Linked DNA regions of Homo sapiens: regions 2 and 3 are each linked to region 1. Evidence: chromatin contacts called from ENCODE Hi-C or POLR2A ChIA-PET data. All regions are on one chromosome and are shown on one strand. Each heading gives the region's core, a stretch centred on a gene start or an enhancer-like site at or near the end of the contact. The rest is flanking DNA. Distances are from core to core; before and after follow the strand shown.

Region 1 (2,700 bases), core at 147-2,646:
TAAAATATTACCATGCTAATATATATTTCACAATGAAATGTATTCATTATATAGCAAAAACGTTAAAATACTTGTTATTGATTAGAATAGAGATCAGTCTCTGTTAGAAACCTTTAAAAGGTGTACAAACACTTTGTAAGAGATGACTCCTGTCCCATCCTGCTCAGGGATGACCAGAACTTTCATCTTAGATAGATACACCACCAGGTTTCATCAGGGACACCTTAATTATTTTAGCTGTCTAGGTAAACCAATCTCCCGATGGGAGGATATGGAGTAGGGCGAAGAGTTATATTTTGGAAAACAATCCATGGGAAATTAAGTCAAGTAGCCAAAGGTTTAATTTGGAAATGCAAATATCCATCAATTAGGTTTTCAATTATGTGGACAATAAAAGAGTTGAGCAGAGCAGTAGAGACAAACAAAATTAAAAAGAGAAAAGGCAGAGAAGGCAGGGAGGGGCTTATTTTCACACATTATACCAATTTACATTACACATCATATTAAATTTAAGTAAGGCGCTTTTCTTCATCCAAATAATTTCACCCATTTTAAACCATAAAATACTGTCGGCGAAATCTCATCTGGGCCATTTGATGTAATCTTTCTGCGTCCCTTTCAGGAAGGAAGGTGCGACAACACAATGAAGACAGCCTGTTGCTTTCCTTGGTATGTTTACAGCAGGAATCGGGCAGCGACTTAACTAGACATAAGTTTCCCCTTCTTCCCATGGGTCTATTTGCCAAAGCCCCCTGCACCTATTAGAATTTTCTGAGGTTGGGCTGGTGGAGAGCAGAAACCCGGAGGCTAGATTCAGGAGACCTGGTTTCCCATGCCACTTAGTAGCCTGTGACATTGAGCACAATACTTACTTTTCGGCGCTTCCGTTTCATTATTTGGGAAATGGGAACAATATATCTGTTTTATAAGATTGTTGTGAAGATGAAACAGGCCTGTGTGTGAAAGGCCTTTTCTAAATTGTAAAGCGCTCCCCAGATGTTAGTTATTATCTCCTTTAAAGGGCACAGAATCTGTTTCAATATTATAGGAGGTTGCAAAAAGGCTCCTTGACACTTTTTGCTCAGAACTTGACCCTGAGCTTAATCTCGCCGTAAAGTGAAAGGGTTCTTGCGCCCCCACAGCAGCCCGGGGCAGGGTCACCCTCGCGACCGGGGCGGTCATTGCCGTATTCCGTCCTGAGCTGCCGCTCCCCCACGATCCTCCCACCAATCCCGGGAGGGCCGCGACGTCCCTTGCCGCTTGGGTGGCGCCAGCTAGAGGGCGCGGGCCGGGGCGGAACCCGGTACCGCAGCTCGGGAGGTGGGGGTGGGGGCGGGGCCTCGCGCGGAGGGCGTGGCCTCGGGGCGTCCCGGGCAGCCGGCGTGCTGAGCTTGCCAGCCAGCTAGCGAGCGACGGGCGCGCGCGGCCCCTGCGCACTCGGCCGCCGCCTGCGCGCGTTGCGGCCGCAGCTGCACCTTTGCCTCCGCGGTTCCGCAGCCGAGCCCCGGGAGGAGGCGCTCCCCTGCGTCGTCCGCACTTGCGCCCTTTCCCACCGCAACAGGTCAGGGGAGGGCGGAGGTGACGAGGGCGCCCGACCCGGGACTAGAGGACGGAAGGGTCTGGAAGGTGAGCGCAGCCCTGCGCCACCCAGGGCTGGGGGTCGATCCGCCCGGCCCCCGACGCCGCCGCCGCGGACTTCTCGGAAGCCGAGGCTCTCCCCGCCTCTCTGCCGGCTTCCCAGCACGCTGACTCAAGTCGCTGGCGTTCCCACTTTTCCGGTGGGAGCCCTCGGGGAGAACGGGCTAGGGCTCAGAGCTCTCACCGCCCTACTTGCGATCCCGCGGCAGGTAGCGCGTAGAAAAACAGGGGACGGGGACATGGGAAGAGACCCATGCTCCTCCCTCACGCGCAGCCCCCAAGTCAGACGTTTGCCTGTGCACCCCGCGTTTTGCGGAGAGCTGTCCCGTTGTTGGGACCTGCTACTTGAGTTGCGTAATGAGTCCCAGAAGTTTCTCGGGGGGAGGGGGCGGGGAAAAGTGGGGTTCTTCTCTCCTGCACCCCGGGACCCTTCCCTGTGCCTGTCGTGGAGAGAGATGAGGGCTTCCCGCCGCGTCTCGCTGAGAGCAGGAGGGAGGCGTGTGTCGGTGGTCCGTAGCCTCCGGGGAGGAGTTGGAGCCACCTTCTGAGACTTAACTTCAGGGACAGAGGGAGAGGCGTCTTTAGTATGGGACTGGTTAATTTCTCTTGATAATGCTTTTTTCCCTCGGGTGTCCCATCCTCTGTGGCCGTCGCAACCCCACCCTCCGACGGTGCGAGCGCCGGAGCCAGCGAATGAGAGGGGAGAGAAGGTGGAGAGTGTGAATCACACGTTACCTTAGTGTAATGGTAGTTGCATTAATGGAGCTGCGACGGGCCTGCGGGCGGTTCGATACCGTCCGGCTAGTTTTCTCTTCCCGGAGCTTCTCCACCACCAGCACCCGCAAATTGTTATGCAGATCATCCCGGGAAGGCACTTGGCTTTGGAGGTGGAGATGTGTCCGAATCTCCCTTGAACCAGTCTCTGTTAGGGGGAAAGGCCTTGCAGCCAAGTGATTTGTTTTAAGGGTGGAGCCGGAGATAATTTTAAACACCCTCCCCCTTGGTGCACGTTGCGGGGTGTGACTCACCACGGGGAAATCAGACTGATTTAAAACCTTCAGT
Region 2 (2,700 bases), core at 28-2,527, 2.2 Mb after region 1:
GGGAGGTCTAAAAGCAGGTATTCTCCAAAAGCCACTTACAACCTCACAACATAACTAGATCAAAGAATTTCTGTCATGCCAGATAGTGGAAGGCTGCTATGTTGAGAAAGGCAATTGAGCAGTTTTGGCGGCGGAGTCAAACAGAAGGCTTAGAATCAACATCTGTTTTCTACAGTATGCTCGCTTTGATTTCCATCTCCAAGTTTCTGAAATTCCAGAAACAGTATATGGCCTTGTCAAAGAAATGACGAATTACTATGTTACTTTGTGTTAACGAAAAGGTTACATTTATGTTCATATGGAAGAGATAATTCACTGAAGAATTTCCAATTTTTCAAACTGACACGCACACACAAGACGGAAAGGAAGGCAGCCTGACCGCGTTTCCCAGGAAACAGGTGGTGCAAGGTGGAGGTGCACCACTCTCTCCTCCAGGAAGGCGGTGACCCTTCCGCAGATGTCTCCGTTGGAAACAAATAAAGGGAGTATCAGTCAAAGCGCAATTCCCCGATTCCACTTGAGAAGCCCCGGGCGTCGAGGCACGGCAGGAAATTTACCACGACGCCTCCCACTGGCTCAAGGGTCTCCCAGGTGCTGTCGATTTTGCAAAGGGTCCGTCTCTACAGCGACTGTGACGAGTTTCGGAGCATCAGCACCGGGGAGCGCTGACCCGACACTCGGCTCTACCGCAGCCCGCCGCGCCTCGGCACCCTGGGCTTGTCCGGCTGGGTGTTGCCGAGCGAACGCCCCAGCTCCTGCCCGGAACCCACGTCCGCCGGCTCCTACCGTGCCTCATGATCCTCGCTCGGGCTAGCACTTTCCACGCGCGCTGACTCTGGGCTCCGACACCTGGACCGCCTCCGCAAGGCGGCGCGGCTGCTGTTTGTAAACACGCCCCACGTGCGCTCGCCCTGCCCCATTCGCAGCCCGCTCCCGGCACGCGAGGATCCTCCGCTTTCCCCCCAGCACTGGGGGGGTGAGATTTTAAAATTTCCCCCTAGGGAGAAAAGAGCCTCGTCGGCAGAGCCGGGCCACTGGGAAAAGCGCCAGGACAAGGCGAGCGTGTGCCTCCCCCTGCCGGCCAGGGAGGCACTGCGGCCCCGAAACGGCCAGGCGGTGAGTGGAACCCACGCAGCGCCTAGAGACGCACCCCTGCCGGGCCCCCGCCCCTCCCGCCCGCTCGCCGGAGTCCCCTCCCCCGGGCCGCGTGCGCTCACCCGCGCAGGCCCCGCCCCCTCGCCGGCACAACGTTCTGCGGGGGCGCGCGCGTGCTCTCTAATCCCCCGCCTTCCGGCTCCGGCGGCGACGCTCGTCCCTCTCCGCTCGTCCCTCGCCGCTGCCGGGCCACCAGTGCCAGCCTGCCTCAGGAGACTCCATTTGCGCTTAGTGTGGTCTGGGCGCCGCGCAGGCGGTCCCAGGGCGATGCCCGGGGCCGGCGGACTGGCGTTCCCTGTGCCAAGCGGCCGCCCGCTGGCTGGCTGGCTGCAGCAGTGACATCCTGGTCGCCGGCGTCCAGGCGGAATCCGGGCTCCCTCCGCGGGAGGAAAGACGTCCCGCGCTCTGAAGCTCGCCCAGCGGGGAGAGGCCCTCGCTAACACGGCTTCTCCCTGACCTCTTAATTTCAGGAGGTAGGCTCTTCAGGTCCCTCTCTCTGTCACCCCAGATTATGCCTGAAAGCATTATTTGTCGTATTTAGCTATCACATTGATAGGAGGCGTTAATTTTCTCAACATAGTTGCAGGATAAATGTGGATAATGCCACAGATCCTGATGTTGAATTGAAAGAAAATGTTTTTGGTATTTTCCTTTAGGTTTCGGAGCCTCCGAGTATCTCTACAGCCCCCACAGGAACTGCTTCTGTTGGTCCATCGAGGATCGTCTTTCACCAGGATTATTGTAACATCATCTTCACCGAGCCTGCCACCCCATAGCCTCTACCTTGGGTCCTCATTTCCACCGATGCAGTTTTTTTGATGCTTTCTTTAGTAATGTGACATCACATGTCCACTATCCTCCTTTCCAGCTGCCAAATCTAGTAGGTTTAAGTCGCTTTTAAAGTAGAGTTTTCTGCCTGTTCCACTTTCACCTTATTTGCACTGTTCACTTCTGTCCGGGTCATCTTCTCTTGCGTATGATTTCCACAAGCACTCACTTGCGCAACCTATAGCAGAGTCCGTGCCTAGAGAGACAGCATTCCATACAATCCACTGCTTGACAAAGACCACATAGTCAGAGGGTGAGTTTTCCCATTGTATTTTCCTGTATGTCAAGTTTGCAAGTCCTCTCTTGACTTAAACTGTTTACTCCCTAGCACATTTCCTAAAATACTTCCACCTGAGATTTAGTGGCTATTCTGGCAAAGAACATTACCTGCAAGGATGGCAAGAATTGAGTATGCAATAGTACTGTTTTAGAAGCCTTACCAGTACAGTTTCTAGCCTCTAGTGTGATTGCACTTCATGAAAGACCCTGAACCCTGAGGAGGAAGAAAGATAGAAGATAAGAGTTAATTGGCGCTAGGCTTTGTTGTAGGAAGTTTGTAAGTTTTAAAATAGCAAGTAGATTCACGTAGACCTTGTCAGGAAATTGGTCACTATCCATCTAGGCCCTAGAAGTGAGAGGAGGAATCTTACGAACTCATTTTCTAGTTGCTTTGTATTCAAATCTTAGTTGTTAATTATCTTGTTCTAGTAATCACCT
Region 3 (2,700 bases), core at 113-2,612, 2.4 Mb after region 1:
TCTCCCAAATCTTGCTGGTGTTGTAAACACTTCAGTTTCTTCTAGTCCCACCATGACCCAGATACCTTGCAAAAACAAAATAAAAACATAGTCCAATGGATCTTTAAACAAATGTGTTGTGAAAATATTTAGATGGAGCATACCCAAGTACCGCTTTAACCAAGAGGAAGAAGACACCTTACTCAAAGGTGGGTGCTTCTTGAGTGACTGCTCAGAGCTCTGTTTCTCCCCTCCCCCTCCAAGCCCTTGCCTTTTGCCCACCTCCTCGGCTGCTTTGTGGACATTCACATCGTCTTAACCTTGAACTGCCTACACCCCAAGCGGTGATTTCTCCCAATGGCCCTCCAGAAAGCCCTTGAAACCTGGTCTGGATTCGATGCCTTCCCATCACCCAAAATTCACTTCCCAGTGGCATATTAAGTACCTCTCCTTTTTTCCCTCTTTCACTGTCCATTATTGCGTCTGAAATGATGCCTACATCGTTTCCATCTGCCTGGAGAGCATGAAGATCTTCTGTGTGTGTTGGCTGACAGGCTCCTTCAGACCTCTTCTAAAGCCCATCTTGAAAGAACCGTTTATCACCTCTAGTCTCTACCCTGATTTAATGTGGTTCCAAAGTTCGCCTCTATTAGTGAACATGTCTCTACAACGATTTCCCTTTATCAACCCCTGCCCGCCCTTCCTCTTCTTTCTGCCTACCTCAAGAAAACCTATTTACATATGCATTTATGTATGTGTGTGTATATACACACACATACATACATCCATATGTAATATATATTTCTATGTTTTGACCTTAAAGGGGATAAGCATAGGAAAATGAGACAAATGTCACACACACACACACACACACACACACACCCCTCATATTCGGATATTCGCAGTGTGCAGACCCGATTGATTATAAATTTCCCTGCCCACGATCAGCAGGCGTCTTCTCCCATTTACCTTCAAAGCCAGAGCCAAAGAGAGCAATGACCTTGCAGAGAAATTCATCACCTGCGAGAAAGACTGCCCCTCCTAGAGCGCAGGATGGGACAGAGACAAGAGCAACAGGCAAAGGATCCCTGTGCAAAATGTGGGACCGAATCCCTTCCGCATCCCTACAGAGCACACCACCAGGCTCCGGTCCCCCGCGCTGGCCGCCAGGCGGAGGTGCGCAGGGGGCGTCTCCTACCTGCTCTGCCCGGCTCCGCGGCGCGGCGGGGCCACTGCCTGCGCTGTGGCGGGGGCTTCCCGTCGCATATCCCAAGCACCGTCTCTCGGCGCCACACCGATGGCTCCGGCGGGCCCGCGAGCTGAGGTCCTTCTCAGCCCGGTCCCGGAGCGAGCTCCGTGCGTTCAGGAACTGAAATTACTATGCCAAGAGCAGAGGCGGCGCGCAGCAGTCGGGCGTAGACCGAGGGGGCTGCCCCCACCGCGGGGCTGCAGACGCCGCCGCCGCCCCCGCCGGGCGCAGAGCCAGTTTGGAGGTGAGAGTTCACTTGCCCGACTGTTCATCCGTCAGGCCCGGGGTGTACCCATCTGTCCAGCGCTGCCCAGCCTGAGCATCCGAGAGAGGGGCGACAGCTTTGCAGGCGGCGGCGGCGGCAGCAGCAGCGGCGGCAGCAGGAGGCCGAGCTCCGCCCCCTCCAAACCCCCTCCCCCGCCTTCCCGGTCCTGGGGGAAAGTGTTGCAGCCCAGGCTGCTGAGCGCCGGGCCGGGAGCTAGGAGGGGTCTGGTGGGTTGTGGTTCTGCACCCCTGGAGACCAGAGACAGATGGAAAGTTAAGAAGGGATTAAGGAAGAGGGCTGGGGACCCAGAGCGATTTAGCAGGCATTCTGGCCCTTGCTCCCTCCCACAGGTCACCAGACTCCATGGCTGAGTCTAGACTCTAGCAGAAGGTTTCCAATAAAGCCACGTGCAGTGGAGATCTGAAAGCAAGATCATCCGATAAGTAATATGTTTTGCAAAATGTACAGTATCCTGCGTATTCGGAGAGGCACTGCTGACAGTGTTCCTGTCCCCATCCCCTTCCCGCTACCCCATGGGCTTGGAGGGCTTTGAGGGCTTTGGAAATCTTCCCTGTTGAGCAGCTCCAGAATCCTGAATGGATGTGTAGTATGGTTAGCAGCTGTAGATGGTGCAAAATGATACGATGAAAAGAGCTTCATTATTAACTGGGTATTTGTTGGAAGGCTCTGTGAAAAATGCCTTACATACAGCCTCAGCCTCTTTAATTCTTACTACAACCCATTGAGGTGCCTTACCATGTGGACGAGGAAACAGGCTTATATGATCTAAACACTTTGCTTGAGGTCACACAGTAGTAACCTGCTCAGCTGGGATTCAAACCAATCCAAAATATATCCTCTCATCTAGTACACAGGACTCACCTAGGGGGTCTTGTTAAAATGCTGATTGTGATCCAATAGGTCTGGGGTAGGGACTGAGGAAACGCTTTTTTAGTTTTTTGTTGTTGTTGTTTTTTGTTTTTTGCTTCGTCTCCTAGGCTGGAGTGCAGTGGCGCGCTCTCGGCTCACTGCAAGCTCCGCTTCCCGGGGTCAAGCGATTCTCCTGCCTCAGCCTCCCAAGTAGCTGGGATTACAGGCGCCCACCACCACGCCCGGCTAATTTTTGTATTTTTAGTAGAGACAGGGTTTCTCCACGTTGGCCAGGCTGGTCTGGAACACCTGACCTCAGGTGATCCGCCCGCCTCGG

The links. A loop is a pair of places that touch in the nucleus more often than their neighbours do. ChIA-PET counts read pairs that join two places held with the same protein, here RNA polymerase II (POLR2A). Pooled maps may share reads with other maps.
Region 2: a map of CD8-positive, alpha-beta T cell shows a loop between it and region 1 (11-fold over the local background). The contact joins the promoter of TIGD2 here to the promoter of AFF1 in region 1. A Hi-C loop is called at or near these places in 3 of 168 maps with a recorded cell type or tissue (CD4-positive, alpha-beta T cell, CD8-positive, alpha-beta T cell and naive thymus-derived CD4-positive, alpha-beta T cell) and 7 of 50 pooled maps. POLR2A ChIA-PET finds 5 or more read pairs at or near these places in 1 of 52 experiments (A673).
Region 3: a map of CD8-positive, alpha-beta T cell shows a loop between it and region 1 (6-fold over the local background). The contact joins the promoter of GPRIN3 here to the promoter of AFF1 in region 1. A Hi-C loop is called at or near these places in 4 of 168 maps with a recorded cell type or tissue (CD4-positive, alpha-beta memory T cell, CD8-positive, alpha-beta T cell and naive thymus-derived CD4-positive, alpha-beta T cell) and 9 of 50 pooled maps. POLR2A ChIA-PET finds 5 or more read pairs at or near these places in 1 of 52 experiments (activated CD4-positive, alpha-beta T cell).

The regions. Positions count from the first base shown.
Region 1 is chr4:86,933,615-86,936,314 of GRCh38, forward strand. AFF1 (ALF transcription elongation factor 1) reads left to right here and starts at 1,397. Exons shown (of 21, transcript NM_001166693.3): 1 at 1,397-1,626. AFF1-AS1 (AFF1 antisense RNA 1) reads right to left here and starts at 1,236. Exons shown (of 3, transcript NR_038841.1): 1 at 873-1,236. It also overlaps a transcript of C4orf36 not described here. RefSeq lists silencers at 1,102-1,851, 2,322-2,460 and enhancers at 1,773-2,314, 2,315-2,700.
Region 2 is chr4:89,110,256-89,112,955 of GRCh38, forward strand. TIGD2 (tigger transposable element derived 2) reads left to right here and starts at 1,278. Exons shown (of 2, transcript NM_145715.3): 1 at 1,278-1,628; 2 at 1,812-2,700. RefSeq lists enhancers at 786-895, 926-1,005 and a silencer at 1,086-1,535.
Region 3 is chr4:89,306,438-89,309,137 of GRCh38, forward strand. It overlaps GPRIN3 (GPRIN family member 3), which reads right to left and starts at 1,363. Exons shown (of 2, transcript NM_198281.3): 1 at 1,178-1,363. RefSeq lists silencers at 1,313-1,362, 1,373-1,442.